Regions from separate parts of the Homo sapiens genome. Here region 1 is linked to region 2. The links are chromatin contacts, found by Hi-C or POLR2A ChIA-PET in ENCODE. All regions are on one chromosome and are shown on one strand. The core of a region is the stretch at or near the end of the contact, and the rest is flanking DNA. Distances in the headings are between cores, read along the strand shown. Region 1 overlaps HIVEP3 (HIVEP zinc finger 3). Region 2 overlaps HIVEP3 (HIVEP zinc finger 3).

What was found. Hi-C counts contacts between places; a loop is a spot of excess contacts on that map. ChIA-PET counts read pairs that join two places held with the same protein, here RNA polymerase II (POLR2A).
Region 1: a loop to region 2 is called in a map of endothelial cell of hepatic sinusoid, with 3 times the contacts of the local background. The contact joins two enhancer-like sites. A Hi-C loop is called at or near these places in 1 of 168 maps with a recorded cell type or tissue (endothelial cell of hepatic sinusoid). POLR2A ChIA-PET finds 5 or more read pairs at or near these places in 4 of 52 experiments (AG04450, GM12878, IMR-90 and 1 more).

What each region holds. Positions count from the first base shown.
Region 1 is chr1:41,770,068-41,777,036 of GRCh38, reverse strand. All of the region lies in intron 1 of HIVEP3 (HIVEP zinc finger 3), which reads left to right. Among named protein-coding and RNA genes, the nearest start is that of HIVEP3, 150 kb to the left of the region's middle. Within about 2 kb of position 5,501, at least 6 of the 41 ENCODE cell types and tissues checked have a DNase peak (open chromatin) inside an H3K27ac peak, as active enhancers do.
Region 2 is chr1:41,694,675-41,701,014 of GRCh38, reverse strand. It overlaps HIVEP3 (HIVEP zinc finger 3), which reads left to right. Exons shown (of 9, transcript NM_024503.5): 2 at 20-99. Among named protein-coding and RNA genes, the nearest start is that of EDN2, 210 kb to the right of the region's middle. RefSeq lists silencers at 1,201-1,270, 1,281-1,340 and enhancers at 1,581-1,630, 1,651-1,700, 1,721-1,940, 2,021-2,100. Within about 2 kb of position 1,319, at least 2 of the 41 ENCODE cell types and tissues checked have a DNase peak (open chromatin) inside an H3K27ac peak, as active enhancers do.

The sequences.
Region 1 (6,969 bases), core at 4,252-6,751, 72 kb before region 2:
ACCTGAACCAGGAGTCCAAGTCCTGGGCTGAAGTCCAGTGTAACTGCTCATGTCTGTGGCTCTGGGCAGGTTGCTTAACCTCTCCTCCCTGGTCCCTCCCAGAGCTGTCATGGGAGCTCAGAGAAAGAGCTTAGTTCCCTGCCTGTCACCCACTACACTCACAGTGAAGATCTGCTGTAAGAGTGAAGGGAGGGAGGAATAGCAGGTGTTCCCTAAATATTTTGAAGCAGCTGAAGGGGTTTCCAGAAAGATGGCAGAGAGAGTGCCTGTTTTCAGAACTTCCTTCTCTGAAGCCTCCAGAATGAACAAGAGTCAGAAATGGAGAGGGAAACACCTTCTTTGCTGAAAGCAGACAACAGCTATGACCTCATACCCCCACCCCTGAAGACTATATCGTAAAACCAAGAAATCCAGGTAAAGTGAAGTGGGGGGCTAAAAGCCAACACCCACCTGAATGGGTGTCACAGGCTGGTCTGCAGCCTCATCTTCACCTGCATAAGGACAAAGGGCCACCTTTCATAAGCAGACAGACCCAAAGACAGACCGAGATGTCCCACGGCCACTGGTGGAAAGAGATTATCTCAAGGACCCAGTCAGCCTGACCCTGCCCCCAGAGCATATGCACACACCCCACTGCCCAAAACACTGGCTCAAGCGTGGACAAGGCCAGTGGTGCCTGGCACAGAGGGCATGCTCAGGGAACGTCTCTGCCTCTGAATTCAAACCTGTCTCAAGAGAAGGCTCTTTCTTTTTTCTTCATGGACATGTGGCCAGTGTTTAAGTTCTGGGCCCAGTCATCAATGAGAAGAACAGGTTTCTTGCCTTTGTAAACTCTAGGGTCCACAAGATTTTCTTTTATGGACTGCACGGGCAGGGCCTGCTTGGCAGCCTCTTTCCTTTTGTTCACGTTCTGACTGAGGGCTTTGTTTAAATGCCAAGGAGCTCATCCCTTTTATTATTGTTATTTCAGCTGCAGGAAACCCAAATCTTTATAGATTTCCCCTTGCAGTGGATCTTCTGTGATCTATTCTTCACTGACAGTGGACACATAAAAATGGATGTGGAGGCACATAACTGTGTCCACATGTAACTGCACATAACTGACTAGGCAGAATGCTGGGCTGTTGGGTTGTCTGCAGAGTAGGATGCTGGCCTTTTTGTGGGTGTGATGTCAGGAGCTTATTTTGCCATACAGTGAATCCATGAAATCATGGACTCTCCATGTTGGAAGCTCAGGTATCAAAACCACTCCTTCTGGCTGGGTGCGGTGGCTCATGCCTGTAATCCCTGCACTTTGGGAGGTGGACCACATGAGGATCAGGAGTTTAAGACCAGCCTGGCCAACATGGTGAAACCCCATCTCTACTAAAAATAAAAAATTAGCCAGGCATGGTGGTGAGCACCTGTAGTCCCAGCTACTTGGGAGGCTGAGGCAGGAGAATCGTTTGAACCCAGGAGGTGGAGGTTGCAGTGAGCCGAGATCGCGCCACTGCACTCCAGCCTGGGCGACAGAGTAAGACTCCATCTCAAAAAAACAAAAAAACAAAAACACAAACAAACAAACAAAAAACACTCCTTCCATCCTCTTAGAGCCTTGAGGTGATCTGAAAGAAGAATGCAAGGCTGTTTTTGGCAACTCAGGAGTTTTGTTTAGATTCTGAAGCCAACAGCTCTGCTAGAAAGAACAGCATAGTGTCTGAAGTCCCTCTTAAGGGAGTATATTGCCATTCAAATTTATATGCTCCGCAGAAATGTCTTCTTCCACAAAGACTAAGAGGAGAGACTTTTGATGTTTGTCTTGTATCCAGAATATGATGGACGAATGGATGGAGGGAGGGAGGGAGTTTGTTTCAAAATATTCATGTTTCAACACCAGAAAACAGAATGTGATGTGGCTATTCAGTTTACCAAAAATAGTAAATAAGGATACTTGTGGCTGGGTGCGGTGGGTCACGCCTGTAATTCCAGCACTTTGGGAGACCGAGGAGGGAGGATTGCTTGAGCCCAGGATTTCAAGACCAGCCTGGGCAACATCGTGAAACCCCATCTCAACAAAAAATACAAAAAGAAAAAATTAGCCAGTTGTGGTGGCACATGCCTGTAGTCCCAGCTACTTAGGAAGCTGAGGTGGGAGGATCACTTGAGTCCAGGAGATCGAGGCTGCAGTGAGCCAAGGTCATGCCACTGCACTCCAGCCTAGTGACAGAGTGAGGCCCAGTCTCAAAAAATAAATAAATAAATAAATAAATAAATAAATAAATAAAATAAAAGATGCTTGTGAAAACTTAAGTGAAAATTCACACATGACTTTAATTAGAAGCAGTGATCCTAAGATCTCATCTTACTCTAAAATGTATTATTTAATCATCCTGTGAATTGAGCAACTCCTTTTATTGGGAAAGATGTGATTTATTTTCTATTTCTGAGTAATCTGCACAGATAGCCCTAGGAGTTCCATAATATGTATGGCCCAGGATTTATTGATTACAAGCCTTTCTGAAATATGTGTATGTAAAAGTATTTCTGGAAAATCGAAATATCTTCTAAGTACTTGCCCATTATGTGCCTGAATTCTTTCTCACAAAATGATGTTTAATTAGAAGCTAGAGTCCTTTAACACTTTAAACTCAAATCATTTTTATTCTTCAAATTTTCAAAGCATTCTTTCTTCCCAGTGCATCAGTCAGCTTGTGCTATAGAAAAAACAACCCACTATGTTAATAACTTATGAAAATAAACATGTATTTTCTTACTCACATGATGTGAGGATGGTGGCATCTCTGGGCTCTGAAGGCCCCGTATGCCTTCCTATTCAGGGACCTTGGCAGAAGGTGCAGCCAAACCCGAGACACGCTGTTCTCTTGTTGCAGAGGCAGGTGCAGGAGTGACTGTCCTGAACCTCACAATCACTAGAAACAGCTTTGCCTCAGACCCAGCACACAGCACATCCCCTCTCATCTCATTGGAAAGTGTCATATGGTCAAGTCCAAAGCCAGAAGCATCTGCTCCTAGGATGCTCAGGCAGGTCACATGACAATGGGCAAGAGTGTTACATTTAACTCAGGCCTACTGAATCTTTGCCAGTAGCATTGATTTTGTCTTTAATTGACAAATCTCATTCACAAAGACTTGTCCTTCATCTGTGACATGTTCTAATTTTATCTATTTTAGAATTCTTAACTCTACCTAGTATAAAATTTTCTATTTAACTGACTAAAAGCTGGAGAATGGAGACAGCCCTTAACCAGAAGTCAGATGACTTTGGCTTAAGCCTAGCTCAACTCAGCATCACCAGGCAACCTCGGGCAGTTTTTACTTTCTCTGGGCCTCAGCTTTCTCATCTGTGCACATCAGAGGAGGTAACAGTACAAGAGTGCTTAGGAAGGAATGAAGCACCAGAGGAATAGATGGTTGTTAGAGATGACATTCCAAGCATTTACCAATTGGCTGAAGTGGATGTGTGCCAGAGCACCAAAACAGCATCTTGGAGGCCTCAGTTAAAATTCTTTAGATACTGGATTCCGGGAGGGTGTCTGGGAAGAAGGAGCCAGGGCAGCGTTTGAGGATGCTCAGAGCGGTGGCTGATTACCAAGTGGTACAGAGGCATTTCAGCACTTTCACAACCAGTACAGTCATTTCAGCACATCCCTACTGAACGCCATCCCTGTGTGATGTTTTTATTCACATTCCTGCAGATGAGGAAAGGCAGCCTTGCCCAGCAGAGAGAATATTGAACTGCGAATCACAAGACCTGAGTTCTGGGCTTAGTTCCACCAGTCACTTGGCAAGTGACTTCACTCTTGTGTGCTCCAGTTTCTCTACCTGTGGAATGCAGTAAATAGTCCACACCTTCCAAAGCTGGCATTTAGATGAAATGGGGCCTTGTGAGGGAAGCACCCAGCACAGCATCTGGCTGACCAGTAGGTGTTTCCTGAATCTACATCTGAACTTGATCATATTGTTTGGGTCCTAGCCCTGCCACTTACTGATTCCATGAACCTGTTTCCTGTAAACTCCATAAAATGGGTCAATCTGTGGGGCATATGCAGTGCACATACAGTGTTCAGAACAGTGCCTGGTAGACAGTAAGTACACAAATGGGTCCTATTTTATTTATTTATTTATTTTTTTGATACAGAGTCTCACTCTGTCACCCCGGTTGGAGTGCAGTGGCACTATCTCGGCTCACTGCAACCTGTCCCAGGTTCAAGCGATTCTCCTACCTCAGCCTCCTGAGTAGCTGGGATTATAGGCACCTGCCACCACACCCGGGTAATTTTTGTATTTTTAGTAGAGATGGGGTTTTGCCATGTTGGCCAGGCTGGTCTTGAACGCCTGACCTCAAGTGATCCACCTACCTCGGCCTCCCAAAGTGCTGGGATTACAGGCATGAGCCACCGTGCCTGGCCCTATTTTATTCTTTGTTTGTTCTCTGTTGTCACTGATCTCCACATCGGGTCTGCTGAAACCATGCCGATGGCTTCTTCCACCTTTTTCTTCACTGTTAGCTTCTGATGGCTGCCACCTCCTTCCCTCTTCTGTTGTTCTTTGTTCCTTTCCCTGCCACCTCTCCCGTGCATCATAGTATTAGCTTTGAGAGCTCTGATGCATTTGGCTGCAAGTGCCAGAAAACCCACCTGCAGCTGGCTTAACCTGTGTGGAAATGTGCCTGTCATGCACCAGGAAGGAGGGCACATCTCATGTCCCCAAAAAGCCATGAAGAGATTAGTTCATCCCAGCTCTCGTTCTCCTCTCAGCAGGATTCCACATGATTAGAAGATGGAAGGTGTTGACGGCAAATGGGACTGAATGTGGCCCTGTTCATGCCCAAGTGTAGATTTCCTGGTGTATAGAGGAATCCTGGTGCAAAGAGTGAATGCACAACCCTGGGTGCCTTTTTAGTGGCTTCTGGTAAGAGTGACCACTAGAACCAGGAGGTCAAGCATGGCCTACTTGAGGTGGCATCACTCGCGGCAGCAGCTGCAGGTAGAGGCCGCTCGTGGCAAGTGGGAGTCTCTGAAAAACCCAAACTGGACCCAAGAGAGGGAGAGTCAGCTTAAGAACCTGCCAGGGACTGGGTGCGGTGGCTCACGCCTGTAATCCCAGCACTTTTGGAGGCCAAGGCGGGCGGATCACGAGATCAGGAATTTGAGACCAGCCTGGCTAACACGGTGAAACCCCATCTCTACTAAAAATACAAAAAAATTAGCCGGGCATGGTGGCATGTGCTTGTAGTTCCAGCTACTTGGGAGACTGAGGAGAATCGCTTGAACCTGGGAGGCAGAGGTTGCAGTGAGCCAAGATTACACCACTGCACTCCAGCCTGGGCGACAGAGTGAGACTCCATCTCAAAAAACAAAACAAAACAAAAAAACCTGCCAAGCCCCGAGAGTACTGTCAGTTCCTGAGAGCAACAGTCAAATCCAACTCCTCCTGCTTCCTTACCCCTTCCAGCCCCTCCTGCCAAAACCACAAAGCAGCCAGCGGCAGCCCAGCAAGGAGGGGTAGACACGCGGGGCAGGGAGGAGAGGAGAGAAGAGGTCAACCTAAACTGCTTTCCCATTGCAGGGGCCAGCTTGAGGCAGGCCTGAGCTCCGGAGGAGAGAAGCTTTAATTTGGCTAAAGTTTAACTTCTTTTCTCCTATTATTATTACTCCAGGTCAGCCTTATTAATTACTAAATTGAAACTGTTTTACAGGTACAAGTGACCAGAGGATTATTTTTTAGTAAATTAATTTTTTGGGGGTGGGGGGAGGTGGGGAGGTAAGGTCTTCACAGACCAACTTTTAGAAACAGCAATTGAAATTATTTTTTGAAATAATCTTCTATTTATAAGGGAGGTGCAAAGATGGTACCTCTAGAGCAGGATTTCTCAACCAATTTTATTTTCATCATTGCTCCACTCCCACCCCAGGAGTCTGTTTAGGTGTTTATTTCTATGATTTTTCTCCCATAAAATTTTAGTCCCACAGATATGCTGGATATCTATTTATGTACTGTGGCCCTTTAGAGGGCCACAAACCATTGTGATTTTTTTTTTCTACCCAACAGACAATTTTCTCCCCTTGGGGGAGAAATGCCCCGTTGACAATGCATGCTCTAGAGAGTTCTGGTGTACCTTTCACCCTGTCTCCCCTAATGTAGCCATCTTACAAAGCTACTGTGGTAGGTGTGTCAGAACTAAGAAATTAACATTAGCACAACAGCATCCCGGAACAGGATCCAATCCAGGATTGCACATTGCATTTGGGGGTGGGGGTCATACCTCCTTAGTGTCCTGCATTCTGTGACAGTTAGTCTTTTCTTGTCTTTTCATGACCTTGACACTTTTGGAACATACTGATCGGGCATACTATAGAATGTTCATTCCTCACCTTGGGTTTGCGTAATGTTTTCTTATGAGCAGACTGAGGTTATGGACTTTGAGGGAAAATATGGTAGAAGTGCTGTCCCCTTCTCATTGCATTATATTGGGGGGCGCATGACAACAATAATATTTATTGCTCATTATGTTAATCACTTGGCTAAGGTGGTATCTGCCGGGTTCATTGCGAAGTCACTATTGTCCCCTCTCCATAATCTGTCATTAGAAGCCAGTCAATACATCCGGCCCATGCTCAAGCAGGGGAACGAAGCTCCACCTGCTGCAGGGAGGAATATCAAATCATTTTCGGACACGTGTTAAAACTACCACAGTCATTAGAAAATATTCTGGGGGAGATACGTTGAGGCTATGCAGATATCCTGTTTCTCCTTAAAGCTTTACCTTTTAATTTTAGCATTCATCTGTAATCCCAGCACTTTGGGAGGCCGAGGTGGGCAGATCACAAGGTCAGGAGATCGAGACCATCCTGGCTAACATGGTGAAACCCCATCTCTACTAAAAATACAAAAAAAAAAATTAGCCGGGCGTGGTGGTGGGCGCCTGTAGTCCCAGCTACTCAGGAGGCTGAGGCAGGAGAATGGTGT
Region 2 (6,340 bases), core at 70-2,569:
CTTTCTCTACTTCCCACAGGCCTCCCTCCAACACAGTTCTCCAAGCTCTAGAAATCTCTGACACATCTTGACCATGAGACCACGGCTGGTTTTTGGCAGGTGAGCCCTCCCCATCCCCCACAGGACACAGGGCAGTTTCAGCACAGCCCAAAGGCCATTAGGCTGTGTTTTGAGGCCAGGAGGTAGACAGGAATGACCTTAGCCTCGGGCAGGAGAATGGAGCCCCACACGCTACCGACACTTTAGGAAAAAGCCACCCAAATGTCACGAGTCCTGCAGCTGGCATTTCTGCAAATGGCAGCATATGGTGATGGGAGAGTCCTGGGCCAGGAGCCAAGGGAAATGCTTCTGACCCCAGGCCTGCCTTTATTGCTCAGGAAAATCTTAAGCAAGCATCTCCTTTCTGGGTCTCTGTTTCCTTGTCTGCAAAGTGAGGGAGTGGGACTCGGTGAACCCAGCAGGGCTCAAGCCAAGGCCCTGGGCTCTGGGGAGGACAGTGGGGCTGACACTGCAGCTGTGTACCACATCCTTAGAACTCAGTCTCCTGTTTGATTGCTCCATGGACTTTACAGCCACAGAGATCCTGGACTGAGCTGTGTGTTCACCTTATATGTGTACGTGTGCATTTTGGGGAGGGGGCCTGTATTTCTCCTAGTAAATGCTGCTGGAAGTCAAACTCAGATGCAATCACCAGCCCCATGCCTGCCCTCTCATGACCTCGTCATCAGGACATCATTTATTGCCTGTTGTGCTCTATCCTCTGTGCTGGGCACTGAGGCACAGAGATGAACAAATCATGGCATTATCCTCAAGAAGCTTCTGCTCCAGTGGAGGAGATCGATGTGCAAATAGCCACAGAACAGCAAAACCTGTGAAGGCAGGAGGGCTCTATTCTGTCGGGGTTTGGTTGTGGGGGTAGTTCAAGGAAGACAATTTAAAGTTGACGCTTGAACTGGGCTTTGAAGGATGAATAGAAGTTCACCGGGTGAAAAATGGAAGAAGAGCATTCTGAGCCCAAGGGACAGCAAGTGGAGCAGTGGAGTCGCTGGGATGCAGGGCCCAAGAGGAGGAGTATGGGAGTGAGGCCAAGAGAGCGGCAGGACTCTGGTCACCCAGGAGCTCAGGCTGGGTCCTACACAAGCAGGGAAGGGAGACAGTCAGCCCTGTGGTTCTGAGAGAGGCCCCTACCGGGGTGTGGGAGGGTGGGGAGGAAAGTGGTGGGGAGGCCGAGATGAGAGGAGGTGCACATGTCAGAATCTACAGAACCTCAATAGGGGCCCAGGGCAGGACACCCCGTGCTGAAGTGTCTGTGGCCTCGGCTCTCACAGACTCCAGCATCCCTCTGCATCCTTTCAGGTCCCCGGGGCCCCATCCTGCGTTGGGCTGCCACTCCAGCCACAGGACTGCTTCTCTTCTGCTCTTCCAGTTCCCACTCACTCTCCTCCTTTCCTACCCCTGAAGGACAATAGGCCACCCCCTCCTGGGCAGCAATTCTGTAAGGATTCAATGCTGTTCCCAAGGCCCCTGAAGCCTTCTTCTTGATAGCAAGGTTGTACTAGAGTGATTTCTGTGTGGTGGGTAATAGCTGGCAATTCTATGGTTTTACAGTTTCCTCCGTTGGTAGAACTCAGAACACTTTCACACACCTGTCGTCTCACAGGAGTGTAGAATGAGTAGGTTCTGGGGCCAAAGAGAGCCTTGCTCCAACCCTGCCCTGCCCCTCCTTTGAGGAGCGGTGGAACCATCAGAGCCTCAGGAAGGCCTCTCTGTATAGAACACCCACCTCCTGCAGCGGTGCCAGAGTCAAACGCAAGAGCTCAAGCGAGAGGCCAGCACGGTATGCACCACGTGCTCAGCACTTACTTTCGGGGCTTCCCTGCTGACTCAGCCCTGCGATGGAGTGAGTGGCAACTGATGGGCAGGGCTGGCCTAGAGCCACCTGTGAGTTTTGGGTTCAGAAGGTGGTGTGATCAGTCAGCGTGCGTGCCTTAATGGGAGGTCAGGCCAGCGGGCTTGACTTTCCTCTGAAAAATGAGCTCAGCAGAGCTTTCCTGACACCCCTCTGATCCTGGCATTGGTGGACACTGGGGGCCCAAACAAGAGCAAGTTTGCCCCTTCTCCAGAAGGGACACATAGACAAAGGAACAGCCACACACTGAGAGCAGGAGCAGCCCCACAGGCCCAGGGCAGAAACAAGAGAAGACCAGGAGAGAGGGAGCTACATTCAGTGGGGGCTGTGGCTAGCAGAAGCATTGTGGGGGGTGGGGCCAGGAGCACTGGCACCCGAAGGATCCATGGGAGTTCTTAGATCAGCAGTGGGGTCATGGGGCCCCAGTGGAGAAAGGCATGGCACGGGAAACACCAGGATGTGTTGGGGTGTCAGTAGTTGGTGTTTTCGATGTCCTGCCCAGCAGAACTCCCTGTCACAGAGAAGCATTCATGGAAGCTTAGCACACAGCTCCCTCATCAACTTGGTTCTCATCGGAAAGATCACACCCAGGGTCAGACCCCACAGTTCAAGGGCAACATGGATGAGCTACATGATAAGGCCAGATAGACAACCTCTAATGCCTCTAAGACTTTTCTCGACTGGAATTGAAGGCACACATTACCTGCAAATGCTGACATAAACCTGGTGATGTTATAACATCTGTGCTGGGTGCTGGGATGGAGATGAATAAACTTAGTCTCTACCCAGGTAGAGACAAGGAGGGAACAGGTCCTCAGACACCTGTACTGCATGCCCATCAGTGCTCTCATGGAGGGGTGTTCAAAGTGCTATGGGACCATAGAGGAGGTACCAGCCAGAGGACAAAAGTAGGGTGGGCATCATAAGGAGGGAATCTGCACCAGAGGGTAATGATGAGAATGTTTATAGCAACTGAGGTTTATTGAGCACTTACTACATGCCAGGCACTGTTCTCTAAGAGCTTTACACAGATGTACACTCCACCTGCACTAGTCTGTGAGGCAGGTGCTCTTTTCATCCTCTTTTACAGATGACAACTGACGCACAGAGAGACTGTGACTGGCCCAAACACACAGGGCTGTGAAGTGGCTTAGCCAGGGTGAGCCTAGACAGTCTGGCCCCAGAGTCTATGCTTGAATGACCCTGGGTAGCCTTTCTCTGAGCACTAGAGGCACCTACAGGGTTGATACTATGTCTTTTGCTCTAGCACCTAGCAGGCCCTCAATTAAAATGTGTTCACCAATAAGAATGCACAAATGCCTGGATGAACTGGGCCCTGGAAGACTGAGGGCAGCATGTGGGGATAGAGATGGCACTCATGCAGAGGGAAGAGCTGGAGCAAAGGCCTCAGATCAGGGCATCTGGCGTTGCAGAGGGGTGCTGCCCCTCCCAAAGCACTGGAAGACTGAGAGTTTAGACAGCAGCCTCTCCAGCCAACTCGCTCTCCCTCACCCTGTCCCAAAGGCCTGACACCTGCCAGCCAGTCCCACCTTGGGATTTGCTGTGCCTTTTGTGCCCCCACATCATGATTTGTTACCCATCCTCTCAAAGGTTCCCATGGGTAGCTCTGGGAAGATGACCATGAGCCCCGCAGAGCTAAGAAAGGCGTGCACGTGGAGGGGCTCAGGAAATAATTCAAAACTCACTCCCTTAAGGAGTTGCTTTCTGAATGTTTGAGACTTCAAGGAGCAGGGTGTTTTTGTTGTTGTTTTGTTCTGTTCTTTTTTCAAAGGCCTTTCCTTTCTTGAAGCTCAGTGCGCTGTGGGTGGAAAGCTAGGGTTGGGATTTGGCTCTATGGCTTCCGAGCTGGTCATCTTTGAGTGAATCAGTTCACTTCTCTGTACCTCGGTTTCCATCTCCATCAAGTGGGAATAAAACCAGCTACAGAATTAAGTGGGGCAAGGCTTGGGGAAACTCCAGTGCAACAGCAGCCTCAGTGAAAATCTGCCTCTCTGCTTCCTGCTTTGTTCCTGGGGCCTCCGTCTCTTCTGTGCAACGCGGGGTTGGAGAATGTTGATCTTTAATACCAGCCAGCCGTATAAATGTATTCACACACACAAATATACCACATGTCAAAGCATATGCCATTTAATCATTTTATATATTTCATAGGAATATATAACATAGCATCTTATTGTGTATTCTTCTGATTACAAAAGTAATACATATGTATTGAGAAAATTTTGGAAAGTAGAGGAAAAAAAATTCACCTACTATTCCACATCCGTGACTGGGCTATTTAGTGAATTCCTCTTCCACCTTTTTTTCTATGCAGTTACGCAGATTTTTTTTTTTAAATTAGGATTATACTCTACATTCTATTTTTTAACTCAAGCTGGGCTATTGAACCAGGCTGCTGCACAGGGCCGTCTGTCTCTGTGCTTGGGAGGAACAAGAGGCAGCAGCTGCCACAGCTGTTTGGTGCCCATCTGCCACGCTCCTGCCCGGGTGGCTGCTTGGAGGCATCTGACCTTCAGATGTTCAGTGTGTCTGGCGGGTGCACATCTGACAGTAATTTTAGCTTGGCCTCTCAGGCCCGCTGGCCTTGGGGCCTGCACATAATGGGCACCTTATGTAGACAGCTGCCAACGGTGCAGGAAGAAGCATCCCACCTTAAAATGTGCCTCGTCACCCGCCAGCACTGTGCTCTTAGAGAACAAGCCAGCTCCCTGTTCCTTCTCCCACCAGGAAGGGGCTGCTGTTGATGTTCGTGGCCCAGCAGGCTGCGCCCCGTGGGCAGGTGGCCCACCAAACACACGGGAGATTGCTTCTCTGGATGGGGTCATGTTTTGACAGGATAGTCTTTGACTGGAGCTGGAACAGCTGAGAGAGACTTCCCAAGACATTGCAGGCTGTGGGGCATCTGAAATGCCCTCAGGGGTGTGGACTGGTCTTCAGGAGTCTCACCCTCATGCCTCACATTTGTCAAGTAGGTACAAATATACAGTGCCATTTGATACCCCATTTTGTCCTGAAGACGGCCCTGTGTATTAGGTGGCAGTATTCCTGTCTGATAGATGAGGAAACCGAGGTTGAGATGGGGAAGTCATTTGCTGGAGGTCACACAGCAAGATGGTGGCAGGGACTTGACCGTGGATGTGGGTCTCTCACTCCAAGCCCAGGGCTCTTCCCATTCATCAGCCCCATAGGTAAGTGGCTCATCCAGGCCCATAGCCATCTGCTGTGATTCCTTACGTTGGGATTATTTGTCCAAAATGGAAACACTTTAATTTTCACCTGAGAAAGAATTCACGTTTATTGAAAACGAATATACCTAGTTGGTCTGTTTCTAAAGCACAAATCTAACCATGGCAGGCTCTTGCTTCAGAATGTAGGGCATTTCTCTCTGCCCACAGGATGAAGCCCATATGCCCTCACCTGACATCCAACCTCCACAGTCTGCAGCCGGCTGACCCCCCAAATCTGGGCACCCTCAGCATTAGAGATCTCTACTGTGGCTCTTGGGCAGGGTTGGGGGTTTTCCTTGTGATTCACCTCCTGATTGGAATGGAGCTGCATGAAGCAGGAGGCTTGTAGGCTGCTCATCCCCATGTCCCTGGGGCCTACACTGGGCCAGGCACAAAGTCAAGTCCAGTAAATGTATTGGCCCCCAACCCATGGTCCTCCATGAGAAACCTGAGCTCTAATCCAGACTTAGAAATAAGCTGAGGCCTGCCCAGCTACTGCCAGCCTGATAAGGAAGTGGCTGCTTGGCAGCACTCCCAGGATGGAACTGCAGGGCTGTCTAAAAGCCACAACCCCCTGGGCAAGCAAGGAGGAGGACTCTGGAGGGCCATCTCCAGATAGGTACTGGAGACCAACACCCCGCCTCCATGGCGAGTCCACCACCTCCCCCATACCTCCACTCCCCAGTCCCATAGCAACAATAATGCCTGTGTGATGTGCCCCCTGCCTGACAGTAGCTCTTTGACCCAAGCTCTTTAGGAATGATTTATAGAAGCGGCATCATACAGCTTTGGGGGAAACAAGTTTTCTAGGGACTGTCTTGGTTTAGTGACAGCAGGACCCTTGCTCTTTGACTCTGTATAGCATTCCCCTCTGGGCCACAGCCCCTCAACCTCCCAGACTCTGGTGGTCTGGAGGTTATTATAGGAGAGGCGAGGTTTTTAGAGTCCCACAGCCCTGACTTCAGCAGGCCCTACCACTTACTAGGTAGGGTTACATCTCTCTGAGACTCAGTTTCCTCATTTGCAAAATGAGACTAGTGATCCCAACTTTCAGGGTGTTGTATCTTATTGGTAAAAGTCTAGCTCAGCGACAGGCACATGGTGAATAATTGTGTTCCTTCTCCTGGAGGCCTTTTAGGGCCTGAGAGCCTGCCTGAGAAGTGCCCTGTTGCTTGGTGAGGAT